Linked DNA regions of Mus musculus: region 2 is linked to region 1. A link is a loop called in an ENCODE intact Hi-C map of the cell type or tissue named here. Cell type or tissue: left cerebral cortex. All regions are shown on one strand. Links, peaks and the distances in the headings refer to the core of each region. The heading gives the core; the rest is flanking DNA.

The links. Peaks named below come from ENCODE experiments on the same cell type or tissue, not always from the same donor. Only the 100,000 strongest peaks of a DNase experiment are listed, where the experiment ranks them.
Region 2: a loop joins it to region 1, with 7 times the contacts of the local background. A loop is called at or near these places in 16 of 42 quality-filtered maps.

The regions. Positions count from the first base shown.
Region 1 is chr12:56,396,898-56,409,939 of GRCm38, reverse strand. It overlaps the pseudogene Gm18027. Among named protein-coding and RNA genes, the nearest start is that of Mbip, 58 kb to the right of the region's middle. In left cerebral cortex, for the core only: a CTCF peak has its summit at 4,878 (motif pointing right); a DNase peak (open chromatin) is centred at 4,896.
Region 2 is chr12:56,234,770-56,247,811 of GRCm38, reverse strand. Gm36754 (a long non-coding RNA gene) reads left to right here and starts at 8,553. Exons shown (of 3, transcript XR_381611.1): 1 at 8,553-8,638; 2 at 11,293-11,364; 3 at 12,624-12,668. In left cerebral cortex, for the core only: a CTCF peak has its summit at 5,879 (motif pointing left); a DNase peak (open chromatin) is centred at 5,870.

The DNA of each region.
Region 1 (13,042 bases), core at 3,491-5,990:
AGTCAGAAATAAGAGTCTTTAAGAGTCACAAATAAACAACCAGACTTTGAATCTCAAAACATCGAAGACAAAATTCCTGCCCCTCACCTCAGTTTGAGAATGGCTTTCAGCACCAGCATTGCCTAGGGTGTTGGCTGGGGTTTATGCTGCAGCATATTATACCTATATGCAGCACATTAATCTGAACCTATATTCTATCTATAATTTCCCCAAGATCTATCTATCTATCTATCTATCTATCTATCTATCTACCTATCACCTATCATCTATCTACCTATCATCCATGCATCTATCTATCTATCTATCTATCTATCTATCTATCTACCTATCTATCACCTATCATCTATCTACCTATCATCCATCCATCTATCTATCTATCTATCTATCTATCTATCTATCTATCTATCTATCTATCTATCTATCTATCTACCTATCTATCACCTATCATCTATCTACCTATCATCCATCCATCTATCTATCTATCTATCTATCTATCTATCTATCTATCTATCTATCTATCTATCTCAGGAAACAGGCAACTTTCTCTCTCAGAGTCTATTTCCCAGAGACCTTCTTTAGGACAGTAGACACTTAGAATAGAGCTAGGACTCTCAGCCATTTGAGAGAAACTACAAGGAGACTATGTATAAAGATTATGGAAATGGTCTGACTACTTGTTGGATGTTATCACTATATTTGAAAGAGAGTGAAAGGTGAAAGGATAATTCATCGCTAACTCAAGGGGGAGTATGAAAGTCAGCGGGCTCCTTGGCCACATGTCATTCTGCTTTCTTACAGCTAGAGGTCCAAAAAACCCTGGGGCCCATGATCTGGACTCAGTTTTAGGGTTGGAAGAGTGCCAAAGAAAGAACTTTTGAACACCAGAACATGTCCTACACCAGTATCTAGAGCTTTATAGGGAGTGGGATTCTGAAACTTGAGGTGGGGTCATAGGGGTTGCTGCTTCTAAGAACACAGAAAATGGATCAAGCTGAAATGTAAGGCCTGCTGAAAGGAGACCACTCTACTTTTTGCTAATGGCTAGTGTCTCTTACTCTTCACTCAAGATGCTGAAGGCCTCTGCTTGCTAGATCACACTAGCCCGGCCGAGAATCCACCTATATCTTCTTTTCTGGCAACCAGGCTAAAATTGAGGATCAATGAGTTACCACATGACCCAGCCAGGGAAGCGCTGAGCCTATAAGGAAATGGAAGCCAAGCTAGTGCCCCAGGACCCAAAGAGTCGGGACAGAGGGACAGAATGCAAAGCTGGATAAAGGAGTTTTAAAATATAGGAGCATTCTCCGGAAACATAAGTCTTACTTCCCAGCAAGGACCCCAGGAGACAATGCCAGCATGATGGAGGGAAGTTGGGTAAAAGTAAGGGTCTAGATTTAAAAGTGAAGTGTTTGACAAACAGTGAGTGAACATGTCATCACAGATAGACGGCATAAAAATAAAATAGGTCCCAGTAAGTGATATGTATCAGGGATATCTGCACAGAGCTCTGGTCCCTAGACCAATAAGGAATACAACCATTACTGCTGAGCAGCTTGGTGAGGGCTGCCTTCTGTGATCTGTGAGTCAGAGAGGATTTTTATTATAGAACTGCCAGTCATAGGACAGTGGTGATGATGTCAAAACTATGCTGTCAAAAGATTAATGCTGGGTATGGCACACCCACCGATAATCCTAACACTCGAGAGGCTAAGGAGGGAGAATGGAGAACCTGAGGCCAACAAGAACCGCACAGGAGACTCTATATTCTCCAATGGGCAAAACGAAACCGGTTGCAACAATGAGCACTCCTGCAGGAGTCGCATTCAGATGGGTTGACACTAAAAGAGCTGTGGAGACAATTAGTAAGATGCAGTGTTCCCAGGGGCAGGGTAGAGGAGCAACTGGCAAGGACGTTGCTTCATTTGCACACCAAGAAAGAGTGATGGAGATGCTGAGGGCAGCCAACTCAATGGGGGCAAAAAGTGTTCTTTTCTAGTTTCTGAGCTGAACCAATCCTCAGACACTTGAGCCCACTTGTCAACTGAGTGGCTTTGACTGAACAGCATCATGGGTAGAGTACAATGCAAGGATTACCCAGGCCTCCCCCAAAGCGTCTTATGACCATATGCTAAAATAACTGCAGAATGGATAATAGACAATATGCATATTTTTTATGATGATTGGATATCAGATTTAAGTCGACAATAATACCTAGAGATCTCCACTGTTTGAATAACGCTCGGGTTAGTGGGGAATGTTAGAGTCGTATGAAGTATGAGGCCCTAACCACTTCATTCTGGCCATTGACACTGAGACTCACTCAGTGACTATTCTGATGGCCCATGAATAATTGTTTGTAGTGAACGTAGCTGGCAGCTGGAAGAACCCCCACCTTGGCTCATCCTATAAAGTGAGTTATTAAACATGGGACGTCCAAGTGGAATCCTTTGACCCCCGTTTCTCCACTTACCATGTTATCAGTCAACAGCATGATCCTACTTGAGGAGAATCACAGAACACTGTCACCTTGAAGACAAAGGATTCGGGGGTGCATGGTGTGCTTTTGCACTCCCTGCCTGATTTTTAACTGCAAAATAACGCACGCAGAGGTCATGGTCTAAGAGCAGCATGGTGATGGTGCTCTTGGGGGGGGTGGGGGATTCCATAGCTCTCAGAGAGGAGAACCCCAGTTTAGATACCTAGATGGTCAGAGCTTCTAGCAAAGGTGAAAGGAATCTAGAATGGGTAACAGAATAGGGAAATTACTCTCAGCTTGTGGCCCTCAAGACTGAATACAGCAGCAGGAGCTGGTAATGCTCCTATTTCTTTTCCTTTCATGATTATATACAAAAAGCAGTGCTAACCAGAATCCCGGAGCTCCTGCTTCTACGTGGAAGGAAGTGGCTGTGAGAAGCAGGCGGTTCCAATAAGGCACAAGTTGCATGTGGTGGACCCTTCCGCACTACCCTGCACGTTCCTTCAGCCCTTCTGCACTCATTCTCCCTAGGTCTTAGGAAGAGTTAAATTTCTTCTCTGGAAACTTCCCTAACCAAAGTAGACAGTCTCACTTGAGGTTATGTCCCTTCTATCACACAGAGGCCATTCAATGACCACTTAAAAGCCAGGCATCCTTAACTACATTTGGGACAATTCTGCAAGGCCATTCTAGCCCTGGGGTTCTCCATTGTACTGGACGAGAGCTGTAGTGCAAGTACATCACAACTTAATGCTCTCCGCTGAGCCTTGCAAAGATAGGAACACCCTCTCCTTCCCCAAAGCACACATCCCAGAGAATTCCTGCATGCAACGTCCAATCACGAGTCTATTTCCAAAGAAACTGATGTTAGTTTTGCAGCGCCTTTGTATAGTAATTGCAAAGGGTGTGTGTTTTCCAGTGGAATTAAAACAGTGAAAGGGCATGCTCTAGGAAGACGTCTTTACCCAGGCCTTGTTTATGCCTCACATGACCTACTTAAATAGATCGCATCTAGTGAGAGCTGTGTCACAGTGAGATATGCAGCTTTGCGTGGTTCTCAATAGGAGTTTTCAGTTTAGCATTGCCCCGATGTTTCTAATTTTTATTAAAAACTCCAAGAGCTTCAGCTCTCTAGACACCTTAAAAGCCAAGCATAAAGCATAGCTAACCTGGAGAGAGGGAGAAACCCTTTCTTGCCTTCTGTCACTCAGCACTTAGTAGGGTTCAGGCAAACGGTGAGTTTCAGAGCTAAGACAATCCTGAAGGGCAGCACATCGATGCGACTGGTGACAAAACCAGACATTCACAGGGGAGATTGCTTGTAGCTTATAATCTTTCTTGCTGTCTCATTAAAGCATGGGTATTAGCGAGAATCTCTCGATTTTATCAGACACATCCCTCCAAAATGTATTTTGATGCGTAAGTGAGACTGACGAAGGCCCCCTTGTTGGCTTGGGATGGTACCGTAACGAACAGATTGGAAACTAAGAGTAAAATGCAATCAGCAGAAAGACCAGCTCTTCCTCTTTGCTCGCACCAGCTCAGCCTCCAGGATACTGTCTAGACTATTATTAGCCCTGTCAAGCATCAGCAGCTGGCCCCACAGCCACCCTTGCTAAAGTCCACAAGTAAGTGGCAGGTGATCTCCACAGGCTTTTAACAGGCTATCAGGTCACACACAGTACTTTTCTGAGAAAAACTCACTTATGTATCTCATCACTGATCAAATTCAAGTACTTTATATTTACAGTTTAAAAGCCCAAAATGGGTTAGTTTATCATAGCCCAGGTTCATGACACTGATGCATGCACTCGTGCCGAGTGGCTATGAGCTCCGTGCTCTTCGATTTAAGTGCAGGAAGCTTTTATTTTTGAATTTCTACCTACTCATGGCAATACATCAAACAATCAGTTTTAATATCTTTAGGGTTAAGTGCACTCATGTAATTTAGAATTAAATGATTTTTATTAAGCACTTTTTACAGACTATCTACATGCTATGCAACTCCACAGTCTAAGGATCACAGTGACTGGTAAAGCAGCAGCCCCCATGAATTAGGGAAACATTAGTGAAATGCATTTTCTGAATACATCACAGAATGCATTCAATATTAAGTAACTCAAATGTCACAAGGGTTCAAATGAAAATGTCCCCCCTACAAAGCAAATACATTGGAACCCTGTGGGCTATATTGGATTTATAGTGGCACTTCCCTGGTTTGTGGCCTTTCTGCTTCTTTGGTCCGACATGCCCCTAAAATCCATCCTCACCATCCAGAACTCAGTTTGTACATCCCGAGGAGTGATTTCTCTTAGATGCGGCTGGGAAGGGAAACAGGAAGAAGTCAGTTTACTCAAGTATACCCTTGGGGGAAAAAAAACTGCAGTCAAACTGCTTGCCAGCAGAGGGCAGCACACATCTGTGGCCTTGCACATGCTCAGATACGCTTTGGGTATTCCCTTTGAAGGTCAACTCAAAAGAGGGGCAGGGTATTGTATCAGGGGTCACCAGCACACCATGTGGTTTATATCATCCAGTTTCAACCAGATCATATCTCCAGTTTATGGTGACCAGGACAACTCAAGGAAAAGATCCTCTTCCCTTCCAGACAGCTGAATGTGGGTTGTTGTAAAGATCATTTAGAGACACACCTAGGGTAGGCTTTCTCTAAGATTTTTGGATGAGTTCTCTTATTGGTTGTTCAAAGTGGTGTGGTCAATCTTGAAGCCATATTCTACACACAGAACAACAAAATCGGACCCAGAAGATAATATTTATGTATATTTGTGCATAAATATGTGTATATATATATGCATGTATGTATATATATATGTATGTGTATATGCGTGTGTATGTGTGTGTGTATATGTGTGTGTATATATGTGTATATACACACATATATTTTTACATATATAAAGCATATACTCAAAGAAGAGGGTATCAACTTGAAAGTGAAAGGACATGGGAAGAGTTTAAGGAAGGGTAGTTGGGAGGGGCTGGAGGGAGGAAACAGAGAGAGGAAATGATGCAATACTCTTTCAATTAAAAACATTAAAAAAAAGACTTCAGAAAAAAATCACAGAGATTTAATTTTTGTTCAGAGGGGTTTTGTGTTTTATTATGGGGTCCTGAGGCTTATAAGAGATTCTCTTCCCCACCCCCACCCCCACCCTCAAAGACAAATCGTATCTAGATATTTAAAAGAAATTATTCAATTTGTGTCTACATGAACAAGAAACCCTCTCTTTACCTGTAGAAAGGTATCTACAATTAAAAAGACCTTAAGAGGAGCCATCTACCCCATGTGAGCTAATACCCACTTCAGCTAACTCAAATGATTGCTTTTGGAAGGGCTTCTGATCTCAGCTATAAGAGAAAACCATTTTTTCAGTAGATTGAGCAAGGGTTGATGCTAATGGGGTCCTTAAATTCTAGGGCTAACCCAGGTCAATTGATACATTGTTTCTTCTACGAAGCATTAGTTTTGTAAGTTGAATGATCATTGTAACAATTGTGCTTGCTGCCAGGATGGCACATTTCTCAGCAATGAGGAGACGATGCTGTTGCTAAATATGTCTTCAGGAAATGAAGTCGTCTTCTGGGTACTTCTGAGTGACAAACATGAGCACACCATCCCATCACTGTGATGTTACTTGAGTTTGCAAGTGAAAACTCCCAAAGGAGTCACAAGATGTCTCCTCTAGAGGGTTGGGGTGATGATCGTTGCTCACAGGAGGGCCCCTGGGAGAGTTGAAGAGAGATCCAGAATAGATACTGAGGTGACAACACAAGGGTCGGGGCGAGGACTCAGGGAATTCAAAATATATACAGAAATAGACAGAATAGCCTAATAAATTACCATGGTTTGAATAGTTAACACTACCAATATATCCATGAGCTTACCTTTTCTACAGTACACATTTCCACCTGCTATGCTGGACTATCCTAAAATATCACTATTAATAGTACTGTGCTGATTTAATTTTTATTTAGTCAAGTTTACTAGGTTTTTGTTGTTGTTGTTGGGATTTTTTTTGCCAGTATTTGGATCAGGTTGAGACCTCTCTCTCTCTCTCTCTCTCTCTCTCTCTCTCTCTCTCTCTCTCTCTCATATACACACACACACACACACACACACACACACACACACACACACACAAAACCTTTGGTACTGTTCTAAAGATGAGGGAAATGAGCTCTAGAGTCCACAGTGGCCCAGTTTATAGAGAAGGTAGATGAAACCTTGGCAACCTGAGGCAGGTCTCCTCCTGACCGGTGCACCATGTCTCTGCCTAGTGAGCCTTCCACAGCTCATGATCACACTCATGTTTGTTCATGCTTGGCTGCTGAACGGTGAAATCACTCCGTTCCAGGGTGGCTGCTTTTACAAGCCTTTGAAGGCAGTGTGCCGTGAAGGGGAGGCTGCCCATAGATTCCCTTGAGATTATCACGAAAGCCCCTGCACCCTGTCTGAAGGCACTCTACATATTTGCATAGATGGACTCAAACATGCATGTGCGAACATATGCAACACAATCACACACCAGATGTCAAAAGAGCATCCAGGGACTTGTTTGCTCATTATTATGTCACCTCAGCATGAGTCAGTAAACACATTTTCAGTTACCTGGAACCTGGATTGGATACTACTGGTTTTTTTGTTTATGTGTTTAATTGTTTTGTTTTGTTTTTAATTTGGTTTTCTAGAGAACAGTATACTTTGATTATATTTGTGTTTGTAGGCAGATGACAATGACCTATTTAATCAATACATCTAAAGGCTAAGGGGTAAACTATATTATTCAGGTTCTTCAAAAAAGCTTATGCTAATTTAACTTGACCCGTAGCATTTCAGGTTAATATGATTTGGATGACATGTATCATTTTTAGAAATTGATGTTTTTGTTGCTGGTTTCTCCTGACATGTCTGAGCTATAATATGGAATGTGATACTCCTTCAACAAAGAAGGTAATTCTCACTAGTGAGGGTAATTAATGGCTATTTGATCATATCACAGCATAGAAACGATGTTTTTGCCACACAATAGGTTTCCTAATTGGTGAACCAAGGATGACCACGTTCATTTTCTGCCCATAGAGATTTCCTACTGTGCGTGGCATTATCTCTTAATACTGTGCTCACAGCGAATGATGGTCATAGCTAGTAAGAAAATTAATTTCCGTGCTTCAACGATCATTATAAAAGACCTAATAATGCTAATTTAGGTTTAGGATGAATCATCTAATTAGTTAATTATGTAGGACCTTCCCGTCAGCAGCCCACAATGGAGTGTGCTGTGTTGTAGGTGTTTGATAAAGATGAACAACAATACCAAGGGAAAGGAAATGGATGCACACTGACCCCCGTAAGTGCCTGTGATGTTTATAGTTCCGAAAGCCCAAGCAGAAGCAATTGCTTTGCGCAGAATCAGAACCAAACCTGCCCCCCTACCACCAATGTAGTTATTTCTTCTCTACTTTATTAAGATAAAAAGAATTAATGGTCTCCTTTTTAGCTTTATAATCCTTTAAAAATCGATTTAACCATTTGGTTTCTGAAGTTCAAAATACTGCTACAATTTTATTACCATTTGGTTTTTCCTAAGGGAACAAAAAAAATCTACCATGGAGATGAAAATTACCATGACCACCACCTGTCCGATTTCTCTTAGCTACAGCATCACATCTAACTTATAAAATGTATATGTAGGCCATGAAAAAAAAAAGTAAGTTTCTAATTTTAATTAGCTTGCTTTGCTGGTGGTCCTACACAGCCAGAGACCTGGAGAGGCTAGTTATTTCTCCCCTTTCAGCTTCTGTTATCACACACTAATGGGTTTCTGTATTTTCATTCTGTCTTCATGTGAGAAGTACTCGGCCCCCTCAGTGGCTTTAGCTGCTTTTCCTAGGTCTTACCAGACATCCTGATTCCTCCTGGGGGCTTGGTGAGAACAGGGCAAGTACCACCACAACCAGGATATCACATGTTTCTTATTTGAATACAACATAATTGCCAAGGAAGAATAGAAATCTACCTTTACCAATGGGGTGAATTGAGCCTTTTCTAACTGCCAGCTTGGAATAACTAATTTAAAATGTTTTTGTGTTACGAAAAGAGAAAGTATTGAACATGATTACAATTTAAAAAAACTATCTGATGGTTGAATGGAAGTTTAATACTGTCTTAGAGTTTGCAAAACCACAATAGATTTTCTTTCTGTCAATTCGAATATTCATAGGTCATCCAGTCTGGCCTTCTACCATAGTGAACCTATAATTCCTTATTTTAAAATATTAATTAACTTTTAAGCATAAGTCCTTTAGTTCTGGATCCTGTGGTGCCTATATGAAGGAAATGACATGACTGGGGTGAAGAATGGTGTGTCTTGGAATAGGTATTGTTTGCCAAGCTGTAGCCAAGAGCCCTACAAAAAGCAGAAAAAGACATTATAGAAGAGTGAGCAGACATTTTTACAAGGTCACTTTATTCAGACTGGAAAGTGGCCAGCACAATGTCATTATTTACAACAGGATCTGGGAACACTTGAGGAAATTACAGACCATTTAGTTTTGATTCCATTGTGGGGGGCAAAGTCTTAGGAAGTATTTTAGAAGATTAAATGGGGAACCCTGAGAAAAGCACAGCTTGATTAAGGGTAGCCAATGCAGCCTCCGAAATGAAAGTCATGCTTCGATAATTTTTTGACTTCTTTAAGAAAGTGAATGCCAAGAAAAGCAAATGAACGCTTTAAAGCCCTCTACTCTGGATTTCCAGGAGATGTTTGTTCAAGTTTTGCTTGATGAGTTCACACACACAAAGAAGTGGTGTTTTTTTTTAAATTGGAGAAATGCTGAGCACAAAGATTAATTGTGCGTTATATTAATTTTAAAATAGGAAGGAATCAAGGAGATACATCACAGGACCAGAAGAATGTTTGCTGAGACAAAACCCCATTGTACCCTCTAGCAGCATCAGCTCTCTGCTTCTGTGCATTTATAATGTGGACTTTTCCTATAAGGTAATGAAAAAAAGAAATCTGTGATATCCCAAAGCTATATCTGTTAATACAAAGAATACTGATTTAGATTCTTCTAAGTTCACAGAAAACTACACAAAAAGAGAAAATATCTAATAAGACAAGCTTCTAGGTTTCTAGTAAGGAGGAAAACATGTTGGGCTTAAAGTCTCAGATCTAACAATCATGGAACTCCTCTTTGGATAAGAGAGTCAAATTCTCATGGAACACTGGCTTGATGGGCAAGCCGTATGGCCTCAGGAAGGGAAAGGGAGGCCCAAACATCTTCTGGGCCCAAGAAGGATTTGCAATGGTTGTCATTCGGTGTCCCAGTTCAGGTGAACTGTAGGAGGGAGGTGAATAGGCAACCTGGAGTGTACACACAGAGGGTTAGCCAGAAGCAGGTAGAAAACTGATCAAAAAAGGAGCAAATGGCATTAGAGTACTGCAGTATAAGTTCTCCATGCCTTTTCTTCACTTCTAAAACACTATGGTCTTGAGGAATCCTCCAAGAGTCATTCCTAATTACACAGAAAGGATGTGCTGGGTAAACCATGAAGGCTACCCAACATGGTCTACAAGGCATGACAAGACAGCTGGAGGACTTGTTCACAGATGTCATTTATTGAATATTTATGATGCCAGGGAAGTTTATATATTTTTTAACAGCCATGTTCATTTACCTTAGCATTCCCCCAAGCCAGAAAAGTGGGTAGTTATTATAACTATATCTTTTGGCAGTTGAAGAAACTGGATTAGAAAGAGGCTACAACTTGCCTAAGAATCACACAGCATGTAAATGAAAGCTAATGGAGACAGTTATTTTAAGCCACTGTACAAAAGTCCTAATTCACCTGGTTATGATTCATCTGAGGTAGTGACAATATAAAAACATTTACTCCAGGTTCCTCTGCTGCAACTTTTTGGAAGTATATTCTAGGATAAGTCTAAAGGGGAAAAAATTACAAACACCAATGCGAGCCTTTAAAAGCCCTGTGTGAGAAATGGAAAATCCTAATACCATGCTGCCTTCCAGGAAACCAGTTTTGTCTATCAAATTTTGGCAGCTGTCTGTAAGATGGGGAGGGATATGTTTGCCCCCCTATCAGAGGGCTGTGAGCCTGGAGTCTCATGGTGGCATTTCTGCAGGAGGTTGCAGCTATCTGCTTGCTCCAAAAATAACTCTTGGGTTAAAATGGGCCTTCTCAATAAGCCAGTTCAGAGAATCAGCAAAGTTTTGCAGTAAGAGCAATAGAAAAAGAAAAAAAGATAGAAATGTGTAGAATTATCAAGGAAGAAATTCCTTCTGACCAAAAAAAAAAAAAAAAAAAAAAAGAAAGAAAGAAAGAAAGAAAGTGGGATGGAGTGGTTTGGGGTGGGAGGAGAATACAAAATAGAATAGGGAGTATCTGAAAACATCAATCTGAGGTGGCTAGAATTGGTTAATGCTGTGGATCACACTGTAATTTCTCATCCTTGGTGGCTTTGTTAACCGAATTCTCAAACAGATACGCAGGTCTTTTGTTGACTGAACAATGAATACATTTTAATATGTAATCTGTTGTTTGCTATAAGAACTCTAAAAAGATAACATGTTTAATTAAATGCATCAGAACTTCAGAGGTATCAACACACTCTTCAAAGGATCCAGGGGGAAACCAAGCAATTACACATTCAAATGAACACACCCATAGTAGACTAGAGATTATTAGTTGTAAACACCTCAATCAACTCAATGAGTGTTTTCTGAGCCCCCTACTACTCCATGATGCTCTGGGACTATTTCTGTGAGGAATAAAAAGATGAGTCCAACAAGCCTTTGTGTTAAAGAAGCATCATTTATTAAAGGAGATTAAAAAGTACAGGAATGCCCACAATCTAAGTTCTACCACCATGAAAGAGTATCACTGGGTCTTTGGGGAGTTCAGATGGCCTCCAGACTCTTAAAATCTCCTTACAGAGATGATATTTGAGGTGAGACTAGAAATGTGAAGTTTTTAGAGATTTTATTTATTTATTTATTTATTTATTTATATGACGAGTATACTGTAGCTTCAGACACACCAGCAGAGGGCATCAGATTCCATTACAGATGGTTGTGAGCTACCATGTGGTTGCTGGGAATTGAACTGAGGACCTCTGGAAGAGCGGCCAGTACTCTTAACTGCTGAGACATCTCTCTAGCCCAAGATGTTTTAAGGCTTAGAAAATTCTCATTTTGAGTCTTTTATCTTCTCTGCTAGATAAAGATAATAATAGCACTCACAATAATGTTTACAGGGTCAACCCAGTGTTATAGACAGTTAAACAATGGCTGATTCTCAAAAGCTGCACTCTTGCTGCTCCCTATCATTGACTCTTGTGTTGCCTTCAATGACTCTAAAGTGATAAAGCATCAGTCTTATAAGGACCCACACAAAGGTAGACCAGATGTACGAATGTTCGGTGTGCTTGTGTTGAGTTCCTGACTATTTGCATATTGGTGCTATGTGTGGCGGCTTACCACAGGGGTTACCTCCTGCCTGTGAATAGAGGGTAAGAACCATAGCAATCCTCTTATCTTGTCCAGTAAAACTCCTGTCAGCTATCTGAACTCTTTTCACCCTACTGTCCTAGTCTGGTTAGGGTCTGTATCAGATCACCACCTCTCTAGAGCACTGAACATTTACTCTACCTGACCACTCAATGTCTAAGTTTTCTTTCACAAAATCTGCTGTTCTTTTGTCACACTGGCCTCAGATTAACTTTTCCTTAAATGGCTCACACGATTTTGATCAAAAGTCTATCATGACTCCCTCCTGATCTAAACAGACCATTTGGACCCCAGAGTCTTCTATCTTAGACTCGTCCCGGTATAGACAGACCCAATGCATTGTCTTCTTGTCTAGCCTAAATCCCATGCTATTCCTATGTCTTCACATTCACTGCTGTATCACTTACCAAATGAAATACTCAGTCCGTAAGTCAACATATATGTAGCAACCACCCTTCAGTGCCTGCCCAGTTCAACTTCAACCCTCACCAGCTGGCTTTATATATCATTTGGTACTAGTCCTGGTTAAGCTCATAGGTATATTCTTCAGGATAAGTAACTTTAGCTGCTTACAATTTAATCCAACTTGATACAATATTACTTCATGTATTGACTTTTGCTTATTTTAGGCATTTAATAGCTTATATAATTACATATATTTGATAATAGTATACTATTTATTAACTACTTTGTATCTTACCCTATTTAAGTCTTTGTATGTATTATCTTATTTTAATCTCTCAAAAATCCTCTGGAATAAATATTTAGATTAGCCTCATCGTGTATTCAATGAGTTGAATGAAAATTACCCCCGTAGGTTCATAAGTTTGAATGCTTGGTCTTGAGTTAATGGACTGAGTTGGAAGGGCTTAGGATGTATGGTCTTGTTGGAGAAGGCCTGTCACTGGGGGTAGGCTTTGAGGTTTCAAAACCACACACCAAGCTCAGTCTCTCTCTCTCTCTCTCTTTCTCTCTCTCTCTCTCTGTGTGTGTGTGTGTGTCCATCTAACTTGCAAA
Region 2 (13,042 bases), core at 4,904-7,403, 160 kb after region 1:
ATGATCATGCCAGCCTCAGTGTCTCCCTCTCTCCCTGTCTGTGGATCAGGATGTAGATTTCAGCTCCAGCTCCAGCACCATGTATACCGCCATGCTTCCTGTCATGATGATATTGGACCAACCTGTAACTGTAAGCAAGCCCCCAACTAGATTCTTTATTTTATAAGGGTTTTCTTGGCTTCAGTGTCTCTTCCAAGCAATAGAACAGCGACTAAGACAGTAGCCCACCATTTATTCTTGTATCAGGAAAGGTCAAAACTCGAAACTGAAAGGCTCCTAGTGAATTTGCATGGTCCCTCACCACTGTACGGTGGGCAAATTTTAAGTTGAACTATCCGCTGTAAGAACCATATGCCTCTATCCATACTGAAAATGGACAATTTGTTTTAATACCCCGACATTATAATTTTTAAAAGTCCTGCCACTCATAACTACAACCAATGTCAAAAGGATATTCTATGACTACTTTCTCATCTCCCACTTACTCCTTGGCTTTCAGTAGCATTCTTAGTACATATGTCCCACTAAATTTCAACTGAAACTCTCCTGATAGGGAAACTTTAGTAACTGGCTAATTGTTACTGTTAGTGAGATCTCTTAAGAGCATGTCTCCTTTGTTGCAGACACTGGGGGCCATGCCTTTGTTCTCTCTTCATGCTTTAGGATTCTTTACTTCCTTCCCCCATCTCCTGACTCTCAGCCTCCTGGGCTTACTCCTCCTCTTGCACATCAAAGCTGGTGTTCCCCCAGGCTTCTATCTCATTCCATCTGATCCCACTGGAGAAACTCAACCAGTGACTCTCTTTGCAGGCTCAGAGTTCTAAGACAAGCATGTTTTCACTATAGATACTATGACTAACCAGATCCTTAGATTTCCTTTCTGACATCTCTGCCAAGATACTCTGTACACATCCTAACAATCTCAGCCAGGTATCATTGCCTCTGCGTTCTATACCTTGGCGAAAGCTCCTTGGCTATTTGGTCACCATGGCTAAAATCCCAGGACTCATCTAGAAGTTGGTTGTGATTTATCTGAAATTTCCCCAACAGGTCCACATGCTAAAACCTTGGTCGACAGCCTGTGTTACTATTAGAATGTGTTGGAACCGTTGGAAGGTAGAGCCCAGTGGAAACAAGTTAGGTCGATGGAATGAACCCTTAGAGGAAATTTGGTCTTGGCACTTCTCTCTTACCGGTTCCCAGCAAGGTGAGTTAAGCGGCTTTGCCCTGTTATGTACTTCCAGCTATAATGGTCTGTCTTGCTACATGCCTGGCAGTAACAGAGACAATTACTAAGAGCAGAAACTGAGCCAAAATATATTAAATTGAGTTTGACAGGTACTAGACATAGCGACAGAAAGTGAATTGACACAGACTTTTTTTTTGTCGCATCTCACTTTCCCTATTTAAATCTTCCAAAAACTTGGGTTTTTTTTCTTCTTTATTTTGTGTATGTGAGTGTGTGTGTGTGTGTGTGTGTTGCACACGTGTGTATATGTGTTTGTGTATATATATTCACGTGGTGTTCAAAAGATAAAATAGGCTGCATCTTTTGGAAATTGTCAATATTTTTGACAAGGGTTTCTTCCTGGCCTGTAGTCATGAAGTCAGTTCATCTGACTAACCAGAAAGCTCTGCGATTGGCTTGGTCTCTGCATCTCTGGTACTGAGATTACAGACACCACCACATCTGGCTCCCTGGTGCTGGAATTACAGACACTCCCCACCACATCTGGCCCTTTAAAATGTAGATTCTAGGGGTCCTTAAGCATGCAAAGTTATTGGTTAGACTGTCTCCACAGCCCCATACTTCTTTTTGAAGCCCTCAGACTTCCTCTGCCAGATAAATGTTGTGTCCCCACTGCTAATGCATACTCACATTCTCATTGCCTGTTAAAGAGGCTCTGACATCCATATTCTCATCAAGCCAGAGGTGACCTCGAGAGACCTATGACCGCCTGTTGCTTCATACAAAGACTGTATGTGTAGAAGCATTATGATTTTCAAAATACTAAGAGCAATTAGCTTTACCTAGCTTCTGTTATAGTCTCCCAGTCTAATCTAATTCATCTACCTTGTCCTTCATCCTGTTGTCACAATGCCTTTCCAAATGACAGATCTGCACATAGCCTTCCTATTTTATTCATATAATGCATGTCAATTGTACAATTACTTGTGTTAACTTTAATATTTCTATATACTCACAAAGAAGTCTATTTATCTTTCTATTCAACCTCCATGCTGGCACCCTAATGTCTCAAGAATCCTTCTTTAAATTTGAGGTTAACTTATTTTAAAATGTTCACATAAGAAGGAACATGTAATATTTGCCTTTCTGTATTTGTCTTACTTTGCTCACCACCACAATACCCTTTAGTTCAATCTACTTTCCTGCAAAAGAGACAATTCCATACTGCTTTGTGACTGAATATCCCAGTGTGTGTGTATCCATTTTATCTATGGGTACCATGTTGAGTCCATATCTCTGTTACTCTGAATAGTATCTCAAATGTAAGCATGCAGTTATCGTGTTCATGTTATCTCCTGGCTATATACCAAGGAGAGGTTAGCCAGATCATTTTTAGTTTTCCGATGGAACACCATCCTGTCTTCTACAGCAGGTGCACTGATTTATATTCTCACCAACTGCATGCAAAAGTTCCCTTTTCCCCACATCTTTACCAGCTTTTATTATTCTTCAAGTTTTGATAACAGTCATTCTAACTGGCAAGGCTTCTCAATAAGTGATGATTGACTTTAAGCAAGGTCTATCCTTTCAAAAGTACCTACTGTTCTTATACTAAAAGCGTAATTCGAATCACTGGATAAGGGAAGACCTTCTGTAGCTTTGATTTGAGGTTCTCTGATTTGTCGTCCTGTTTTTATGTGCTGTAGTGTTTATTATTTTAAGGTAAACCCTCAAAGTGTTTGCAAGGTCCCGTATGATGTAGGTTACCAGCCAACTTGTGCAGGTTTTCCTGTCTCAGTTTCCTCCCTAATAAAATGTCAATACTTGAGTTTCTCCTAAAGTCCTAGTTGTCCCCTGTTCGTCACAATAGTTTTGTTGCTTGAGTGTGTCTAACAAGGCATGTCCTGTGCCTTTCTCTAAGCCTGTCAGACTCTGGCGCAAAGAACCAACCCCCTTTTCCATCTGCCCAGGATGCATATCAGAATGGACTTTCTCTCCAGCCTGGCGTTTCTGTGTGCTGCTTAGGTAATGGAATGGCACTCAAGTCCCAAGGGATATGTTCCCAGAGGTAAGAACTGGGTCTTGTTTATTTTTGTTTCTTCTAGTAACTATCACAACACTAGGCCCAGAAAGCTTCTCCATAGACGTTGATTGACTTTAAATGAGATACCAGGCTGGTGATCTTCTTTGTTTTGTTTTATCACTATCTGCTTCTGCTCATACGCTAAAAACTTAAGTTGAATGTTCATAGCAGCCTTATTTATGATAGCCAGAAGCTGGAAAGAACCCAGATGTCCCTCAACAGAGGAATGAATACAGAAAATGTGGTACATTTACACAATGGAGTACTACTCAGCTATTAAAAACAATGAATTTATGAAATTCCTAGGCAAATGGATGGATCTTGAGGGTATCATCCTGAGTGAGGTAACCCAATCACAAAAGAATACACAAGATATGTACTCACTGATAAGTGGCTATTAGCCCGAAAACTTAGAATACCCAAGATACAATTTGTAAAACACATGAAACTCAAGAAGAATGAAGACCAAAGTGTGGACACTTTGCCCCTTCTTTGAATTGGGAACAAAACACCCATGGAAGGAGTTACAGAGGCAAAGTTTGGAGCTGAGATGAAAAGATGGACCATCCAGAGACTGCCGCATGTGGGGATCCATCCCATAATAAGCTACCAAATGCAGACACTATTGCTTACACCAGCAAGATTTTGCTGAAAGGACCCTGATATAGCTGTCTCTTGTGAGGCTATGCCAGTGCCTGGCAAACAGAAGTGGATGCTCACAGTCAACTATTGGATGGGACACAGGGCCCCCAATGGAGGAGCTAGAGAAAGTTCCTGAGGAGCTGAAGGGGTCTGCAACCCTATTGGTGGAACAACAATATGAACTAACCAGTACCCCCAGAGCTCGTGTCTCTAGCTGCATATGTATCAGAAGATGGCCTAGTTGGCCATCATTGGGAAGAGAGGCTCCTTGGTCTCGAAAACTTTATATGGCCCAGTATAGGGGAATACCAGGGTCAAGAAGTGGGAGTGGATAGGTAGGGGAACAGCGGAGGGGAGGGTATAGGGAACTTTTGGGATAGCATTTGAAATGTAAATGAAGAAAATACCTAATAAAAATTGGAAAAAGAAAAAAGAAAAAAATGACTACATAATGAAAGACCATCTCAGATAATAAGATATGATTGGAAATATTTACTAGATATGAAATTACCCCACGAATATAAAATAATGTTGCAAAGGCCCAAATTTCTAAAATAATGTAAAATATTTAAAATAAAAATGAGAGAGAGAGAGAGAGAGAGAGAGAGAGACTGTAATAACTTTAAAGGTGTAGCTCTTTGTAAAGATAGGAAAGCAGGAAACAGAAAGACAAAAAGAGCCCGGGGGTGGGGGTTGGGGAGAGAATTCCTAAAAAACCACAGCACACTCTTGAAAAGGAAGCTTCCTCCGTGTTTTGGTGAAACCAGAATATAACATAAAGACGGCATTATCATTGCATCATGCAAATATTGACTGTATCAACAGCATCCTGCTCTCCGGGGTCTGCAGGCCCAGCGTTGAGTACTCCACAGTCTCTTGAGCTGGAGCCAACAACCAACAGAGCATTAGATCAAAGCCTGGATACACACATGCCTGGCAGTTTGCTATTGAACCACTGATAAGAGTACAAAAGAAGTCCCTGGGCACTTTCACCACAATTTGAACAGCAGCTAGTTAATTGGGTTGATAACAGATGTCAACATTTCATACGCTGTATGATGTCATGGTTCTAGAAGGTATAACTTCTCTTGGCCTGACTTGGAAAACTGAACATTTCTTTTAAAGGAGTAAATGTGAATACCATTTCATTATTTATGTTTTCCCCCCCATCGGAAGAATTTGGTGAGACATAGTTTTAATGATATCTTTAAGTTTTTTTAATAAAAAAAACCCAGAATATAATTTTCTCTGCATAATTTACATAAGGTGTCTCAAGGTGCTGATCAGCCCGTACAGGTTTGCACCCAATGCAAATAATCAAGGCCTGAATTCATTAAAGGATTATGCAGATGCTGTTGTTTGGAGGGCTTTGAGGACTCTGTGTGTGTGTGTGTGTGTGTGTGTGTGTGTGTGTGTGTGTGTGTGTGTGTGATGACACAGCTTACCTTCTTCATTCCAAAACCATAAACAGTGACATGAAATAGACCACTCTTATCCTCTTGATATTCTAAGAAGTAAGATGTTCAGCCATCTAGCATTTCAAACTAAATCAAATTTTAGAAAAGTTGAGTGTGCTCAGTTTCAAATGTAAAGATCATATAAGTAAGTGGAAAAATTCAGAATACATTTCTTTGGCTAAGAAACACACAAAGGTTTTAAGAGCGACTCCATGTCCTCTGGGTCTCTAGCATTCCTTGAAAGGTAAAGAAACGGCTTCCTTGGGACCGAAGAAGGAGCAAACCCTAGTCATAGTTTGTCACCTTGAATAGACAACTCACGAGGGAGAAAAGCTCCCCACCACCACCAAAAAACAAGTCTACAGCCAATGCTGTTGAGAGGTTGGAAACAAAGGCTCTTTCTTGTCAGCCGGCCTTCAGCAAGCCGACATCTGCCTTCACCATGAGCAACCACAAGGGATCCTACTTCACCTCTTCCTGATTCTAGAACAGAATCAATGTATATTCACAGCGCCACCTACTGCTTAGTGCTAACACCACAGTGCCCAGTGACTCAAAGGGGACTTCTTTTGTTTCCAACAGGGAGCATCTTCAGTGCTATTCTGAAGGCACCGGGATGTGTGACACATGTGGCCATGGATCAACTCCTTCTTCATTTAGAAACTCATGTTTGTTTGCAATGAGCTGTGATGGAGTGGAAGATGGTCTGTGGAAGGATGAGGAGGGTTGTGCGCGGGAGCTTGCATTGTTTGACCTTGCTTTTCTGGCTAGGCTGCACCATCCATCCTGCCGGAAGTGATCCTTAGCAAGTCCTTTCGCTTCATCATGCCGGCTCCCGAATGAAGACCCACACCTTTCAAAATTGTTGAGATTTCTTCAGTGGACAGCAGGAGTGATTTATTTTTCCATCGCGGATATTATCTCATACAAATAAAAATTTTCTAAGTAAAAACTAAAATATATAAGCTATCTGTTTAATCTATAAAAGTCTAGCTTGTGGGTAATTTGGTATTTCAGCTTGCTTGCAGTCTGGTTGGTAAAGCCTGTATCTGATAAGAGTGGAAAAAATTCTACCTATGAATTGATCATGTGGTGATTTTTTAAAACATGTGCCCACCCCCCACCCTCGCCCACCCCTACCCCCGTGTGAGGAACTGTGGAAAACCCATGTCATCTAGTGCGGTATTTCTATCATGTAATTAGAACCTCAACCCATCACGGGAAGCAGCAAGCCACACTGGATTGCAGCTCTCAAAAATGTCAACACTGTAAGATGAAGGAAGAAGGCTAGTTGTATTAGACTCAAGGAGGCTAACACAGAGGGATGATAAGTAAAGGCGCGGTCAGTTTGGAAGAGGCGAGACGCTCATCTGTAACACATTAGAAGAAGTAGATGATCTTTAATGGAGACGGTCATTGTTGACTCTCTTGGGTTTGATACTCTATGTGAGGAGGCATTGCTGTAATCGGTAAATACACTGTGAAGCATACAGCAACAGGGAGACATGTGGACCAGGACTAAAGCTAATCTCAGGTGTCGCAGGGAAAATATGCCTCAGAAAGAGGAAGGTGGTAAGACATTCAGACAAGAGATTAATAACTGATGAGCCCTAGTCAAAGCTAAGCAGGAGTCGCTTGTATTATTCTTGCCACTTGGTTCTAAATTTGAAATTATTTTAAAATTCTAAAAAAATGTTAGGCACGCTTTCCTCAACATTAAGACATTCTTTTCTTAAGATACTGAAGGACACTACTTTCATGTTTTCCTCTACTGAGACTCTTTCACCTTTAAGGCCCCAGGAGTGCAGCCAGAGGTTGCAGCATCAACAAAAGAACTTGTCCTGGCGCTGTGTGCAGCATCTTTCCCAGCAAGCCACCCAGACTCACACCGAGGGTGCCCGGGCCAGTTCACTAGCTCCGCGGTGGCTGTGACACAGCATCTCCCAAGGCCTTGTGGTCAGGCAATTCATACTCAAACACTGTCAGAAGCTTTCTTCGGTCGAGAGAGAGAGAGACGACAATGATAAAACACCCAGTCTCTCCCTCGGGAGCTCAGAGGTGGCAAGGAGGTCATCCTGTGTACACGGCCCCGACTGCGGCCTTTGATCTGATTTTAAGCTTGAAACTACATGTAAAGAGGTCAGCTCTTGGGTTAACAAAACAGTTACAGGTATTTTGTATAGATAGTACATTTTGTTCATTTGTGTCTTTTGTTGTGTGATAAAAGATGGTAGAGTCAAAAGTACAAATACCGGAGCTCTTAGAATCCAGCACTAATGCCCTCTCCAGACTACAGGTTCCCTTACACTGTACAATCAAAGTCATTAGAAGAGACGATAGATGAGCCTGTTTCCTCCCTTAAAGTGCCAGACCTCACAGAGAAAGAGAGGATAAAAAAATAGATAAAGAAATATGTCTTTTGGTGAACCATGTGATTTTATTTTATTTTTATGTCTTTGAACATGCTAATTAAAAAGAAAACCCCAAGTAGTAAAATGCTTTTGTTCGTGTCTAAGCTGCACACTCGTTCCTTTCGTTGGTGCCATGACGCATCTGTGCCAGTTACCCACCACAAGTTCCAGGAAAGGGTTCATTCGATATGTGCATATTAATCCACACATATGAAAGTAACAATTAACCATTAGAGGAAAATGATTGTTTTTCCTAATGCTTAGATGTCTTATTAATCACACGAAAGGTCTGTCAATTATCCTAATGCTTTGATGCCTTATTAATCACACGAAAGGTTTGTCAGTTAACTGGCGTCTCACCTGTAACGGCTTCAGCAAGACTCACACTCCACATGCCCCCCTAGTACCAAATCTTAGAATGATAATCTTCCTTCTCCATGTGTCTTTCTTGGTTGACAGTTGACAGTTTAATAATCAACACAGGGCTGTCAAAGACTGTAAAAACACTAAAGTAGGTCAGGGTTAGGACTTGATCCTATGTGCAATGTTGCAGATATGGCGTTTGTGCCCCTGAGGGGCCTCACAATCCTCAAGATCTTCACCTATGAACCAATAATCCCAGATGTGCCTGAACTAGAGGCAGTTTCAGAAGCATCAGGGTGCAACTTCAGAGTTCCTCCAGGAAACCTACTAACAATAGAAAGGCAAGATAACTTGGAGTTAAGCAAGATGACCTCATGGTGATCGAGCCCTCCCTTTACCCTTTCTGTTTTCTCAGTATCTTGGTTTCCTCATCTGGAAAATGGGATAACAGTCATTATCCGGACCCTGACCCTGACCCTGGGAAACAGAGCAGGTGAGTGTCAGCTTTTACTGTGAAAAGCACTGACAATTGAATTTTCCTCCCAGATCTCTCACAGGACTCTCATGTACAGGAGCCTGCAGGTCTCCTGTGTTAGCTGCATGGATTTTTATACTCCAGGGCTCCAATCTAGATGGAATGATTAGAATTTTAAGAAGTAAGCCAATGTTTTACTTATGACTTTGAGAACCAAGACAACATGTTGTCTCTTATACCTGCTACTTATCTTGCTGTTTGTTTGTTTGCTTGTTTGTTTGTTTGTTTTTGCTTTAAAAATAAATCCTTTCTTATGGTAAGGATGTTTCCCATGAGACTTCCATCCTTAACATATTGTCTGTGTTCACTGCTGACCATGCAGTGTTGTGTGGTGGGCCTACAGAGCTTAGTCATATTGCATAACTGCAAATTTATGTTTATTGATCAGTGACTCCTCCCTCTCACTCCTGGTTCCTGGCAGCTACCATTTGCACTGTTCCTCGGAGACTGACAATTTTAGGTGCTATGCTATAAATGGCTCGTGTTATATTTGTCTTTCTGTGACTGACTTATTTCACTTAGTGTATTGTCCTCCAGATCCATCCATCTTACCATAGATTATAAAAATTGCTTTTCTACTTTTAAAGATTAAATCTTTATCAGATTAAAATACATAAAGATTGTTTTTTTTTCTATGTATGAGTACACTGTTGCTGTCTTCAGACACACCAGAAGAGAGCATCAGATCCCATTGCTGATAGTTGGGAGCCGCCATGTGGGTGCTGGGAATTGAACTCATGACCTCAGGAAGAGCAGCCAATGCTCTTAACCTCTGAGCCATCTCTCCAGCCCAAAAGTACTTTTCTTAAATGGTGAATATCCATTCACCTGCCAATAATGAAATTAGCCTGTTTCTATAGCTTCGCTATCATGCATCATGCTACAGTGAACATGAGAGTATTGATACCTCTTTAAGATCAGATTTAAATTTTAGGATACATATTTAGAAATGAAGTTGAAAGGTCATATAGTAGTTCTGCTCTCTTAGGTACTTTTAAATTAATTTATTTTTTACTCTCCATATTTTATTCCCCTCATCCACCCTCTGACTGCTCCACATCCCACATCTCCTGCCCACTCCCTGTCTCCATGTGGATGTCCCAATCCCACACCCCACTTGACTTCTAAACTCCCTGGGGCATCCAGTCTCTTCAGGGTTAGGTGCATCATCTCTGAATGAACACAGACCTGGAAGTCCTCTGCTGTGTGTGTTGGGAGCCTCATATCAGCTGGTGAATGCTGTCTGGTGGTCCAGTGTTTGGCTCTCTTAGTTTTTTGATGCCCCTCATAGTATTCTCCACAGTGGCTACATTTTCATGTTGTATAATAATGCCAGCGTCTATTGGTTCCAATCACTAAGACTTAAGTCTTCTGGGGTTTTGATAGCAGCCATTCTAGTGGGTGGTATTGATATTTGATTTGGGACATAGACCATCTTGTGTATATATATATATATATATATATATATATATATCAGTCATTCATTTGAAAAGAAGCTAATCCAGACAGCCTGAAGGGAAAGCAGAGTATTACTGGGCAGTCATATCTTCCTTATAGAAATGTTTCTTCAAAGTCATAACTCATTTATAAATCAGACTTTGTCGTGTTTCTTCAAAGCCTTTTTTTTTTTTTTTTTTTTTTTTTTTTTTTGGTTTTTCGAGACAGGGTTTCTCTGTATAGTCCTGGCTGTCCTGGAACTCACTTTGTAGACCAGGCTGGCCTCGAACTCAGAAATCCGCCTGCCTCTGCCTCCCGAGTGCTGGGATTAAAGGCGTGAGCCACCACACCCGGCTTTAAATCAGATTTTTGTCGTTGCTGTTTTGATACTGGGTTAAACAGGTTGTATTTGCTATTGATTTATAAGCAGTCTCTTATACTTTGGCATATAGCCCCTTATCTGATATAAAGCTTTGTTAGCCTTGTTTTATCTTTATGAGATTGATTTGGTATTTTGTATTTTCTTTGGCTTCATGTAAAATTTAAAATCATTTTTTATATTTGAAAAATGTGATTGGAAATTTGACAGAGATTGCTTTCAATCTGTAGATCACTTTGGGAAGCATAGACTTTAAAAACAACAACAACATTATTTTAAATCCATGTACATAAAATAGTTTTCCGTCTATTTACATTTTCTCTCATTGATGGTTTTCCATTTTCTGGGAATAAGTCTTTAACATTAAGTTAATTTCTAATATCGTATTCCTACTTTCCCTTTCAAATGGTTTGTTGCAAATACTTAGAAACACAACCATTTTTTTTTAATTCTGATTTTGAATCCCACTACTTTAAAATTGACCTCATGTGTTAATTCCAACAATTTTTACTTCTGCCCTAGAAATCTTTGATTTCATTTTCTTGCCTAGTCACTCTGGCCAGGACTTTTAGGACCGTGGTGGCCACCTTCCCTTTCCCCTTATCTTTCAGGAAGGCAGTCCTTTCTGGCCATGATGAATAATGTTCACTCTGAGATTTTCATATATTCTCTATTATATGGAAGCAATTTTTCCTTTGCTAGTTTGTTGCACATTTAAAATATGAACTTGCATGGAGTTTCACCAAATGACTTGTGTGTCTTTATTTTTGCCCTTCATCACGTTAATGTGGCACAGCAAGCTGATGAGGTCACATGACGAAGCATCTCTCATCTCAGTGATGGACTCCTCTTACACAGTTGTGTGATGGTGAGTTTTGTTTTCTAGTGTTTGGCTTGAGAATTTATGAACTTGCGTTCACTATTTTCCTCTCATTTATAGCCTAAATTTAATGTCTCTCAAACCACAATGCCCAATGATAAGAAAGCTAAAAATAAATAAATTGCCTTTGCTAAGGAATATGCATACCCAAGCCTAAAATGACATTCTGGCTGTTAAGTATTTAGATAGTAACCTGATTAAAAGAAAAACAGTTAAAGGTATATTCTAGGTTTATGAAGCTGCATCAATAGTGGATGTCTACTGATAAAAAAAATTAGCATTTTTCCTCTAGTAAATTATATGCTGCTTAAAGGGTTAGTTTAAAAATTAAGAGACTTTTAGATCGGTACCAGAGACCAGTTTCACAGTAATAGAAGGAGTGGGAGTCCTGGACTCTCAGGCCTGGCTTCTCCAGAACACCTTTCACGTACATTACCAAGGAGCTTCATTCCTGTAATAAATATTCGAGTATTTCTGGTGTTCTAGATGGCTGTCCTGTAGCTGGCAGTTAGTCGGAGTCTGTCTATCAAGGCCCGTCTGCAACCACACTTGTGACTCCAACTCTAGTTCTATGAAGAAGTAATTTGCAGAATTGATACAAACAGATGTTAAAACCCATTGATATGATACATGCTCAAGTCTTCCTCCCTAATCATAAAGGAAAGATAACAAAGGCTCAGGCAGTTGTGCCTGCAATGCCAGAAACTGTGGCAGGACCCTGCTGACAGGACCCTCCTGTGGGGATGGAAAAGGGAGAACCCTGTAGGACGTGCCATTGTATCTGTCCTTTCCACATGTGACTGTATTCTCCTCCTGGTTTCCAAGAACCCAAGAGATCTTTGAAAAACTATTTATCACAAAAACCCAGTCTAGTCCCAAACTCCGACTCTGACAGGAACAATAGAGCTTGCTGAGTGTGGCATCAGATGTTGACCTCTGAGCTGAGGACTGGGCCCTGTGTGATCTCTGTTCTTATTAACTTGTTGTTTCGGCAGGTTTTACTTGTTTGTAGAGAAGAGTTTGTCCAGTCCAAAAGAAATAAACAATATCAGGCTTTCGGCTGTTTGCTTGTGATTTTCCTTAGATAAACTCATTTGTCTGAGTTTAGAGTGAATTGCGTCTGTTCCCTCAAAAAAAAAAAAAAAAAAAAAAAAAAAACCAAAATGTGAAATTGTGGTAGTTTCATTGATTCCTCACAAACATTAAGTACTTTTCCTATTTACTTCTTTTTCCATGTGTATTTTTAGCTGTCACTGCAAATCACCACTGTTGCCCCAAAGATTGATGATGCCTTGCAATAGAGTGGAGGCCAGAGAAAAGGTAAGTTAAGTTCCATGTATTTCAGAAAGCACACTGGAGAGGCTTGCCTCCCTTTTCCCTCAATTTACAAACGCTTCTGATAAGTTCAGTCAGGAAATAATAATGAAATTCCAGAAGGGCTTGCTGCACTAACTCTCGTTGGAAATAAGAGAAGCCAATCTCGGCAATTTGTCGCCAAATGAATCTGTCAGCTGGTATTTGTAGTCCACACCACCCTCGTGTTCTGCATTAAGCTCACCATTTCTTACCTTCTACACTCCTAGACCAGTCTTTATCGGAAATCAATTTCATGCCTCTCTGTGTAAAATTTGGCAGCCAGAGTTTATCCTCGTGGGTAAACCACATG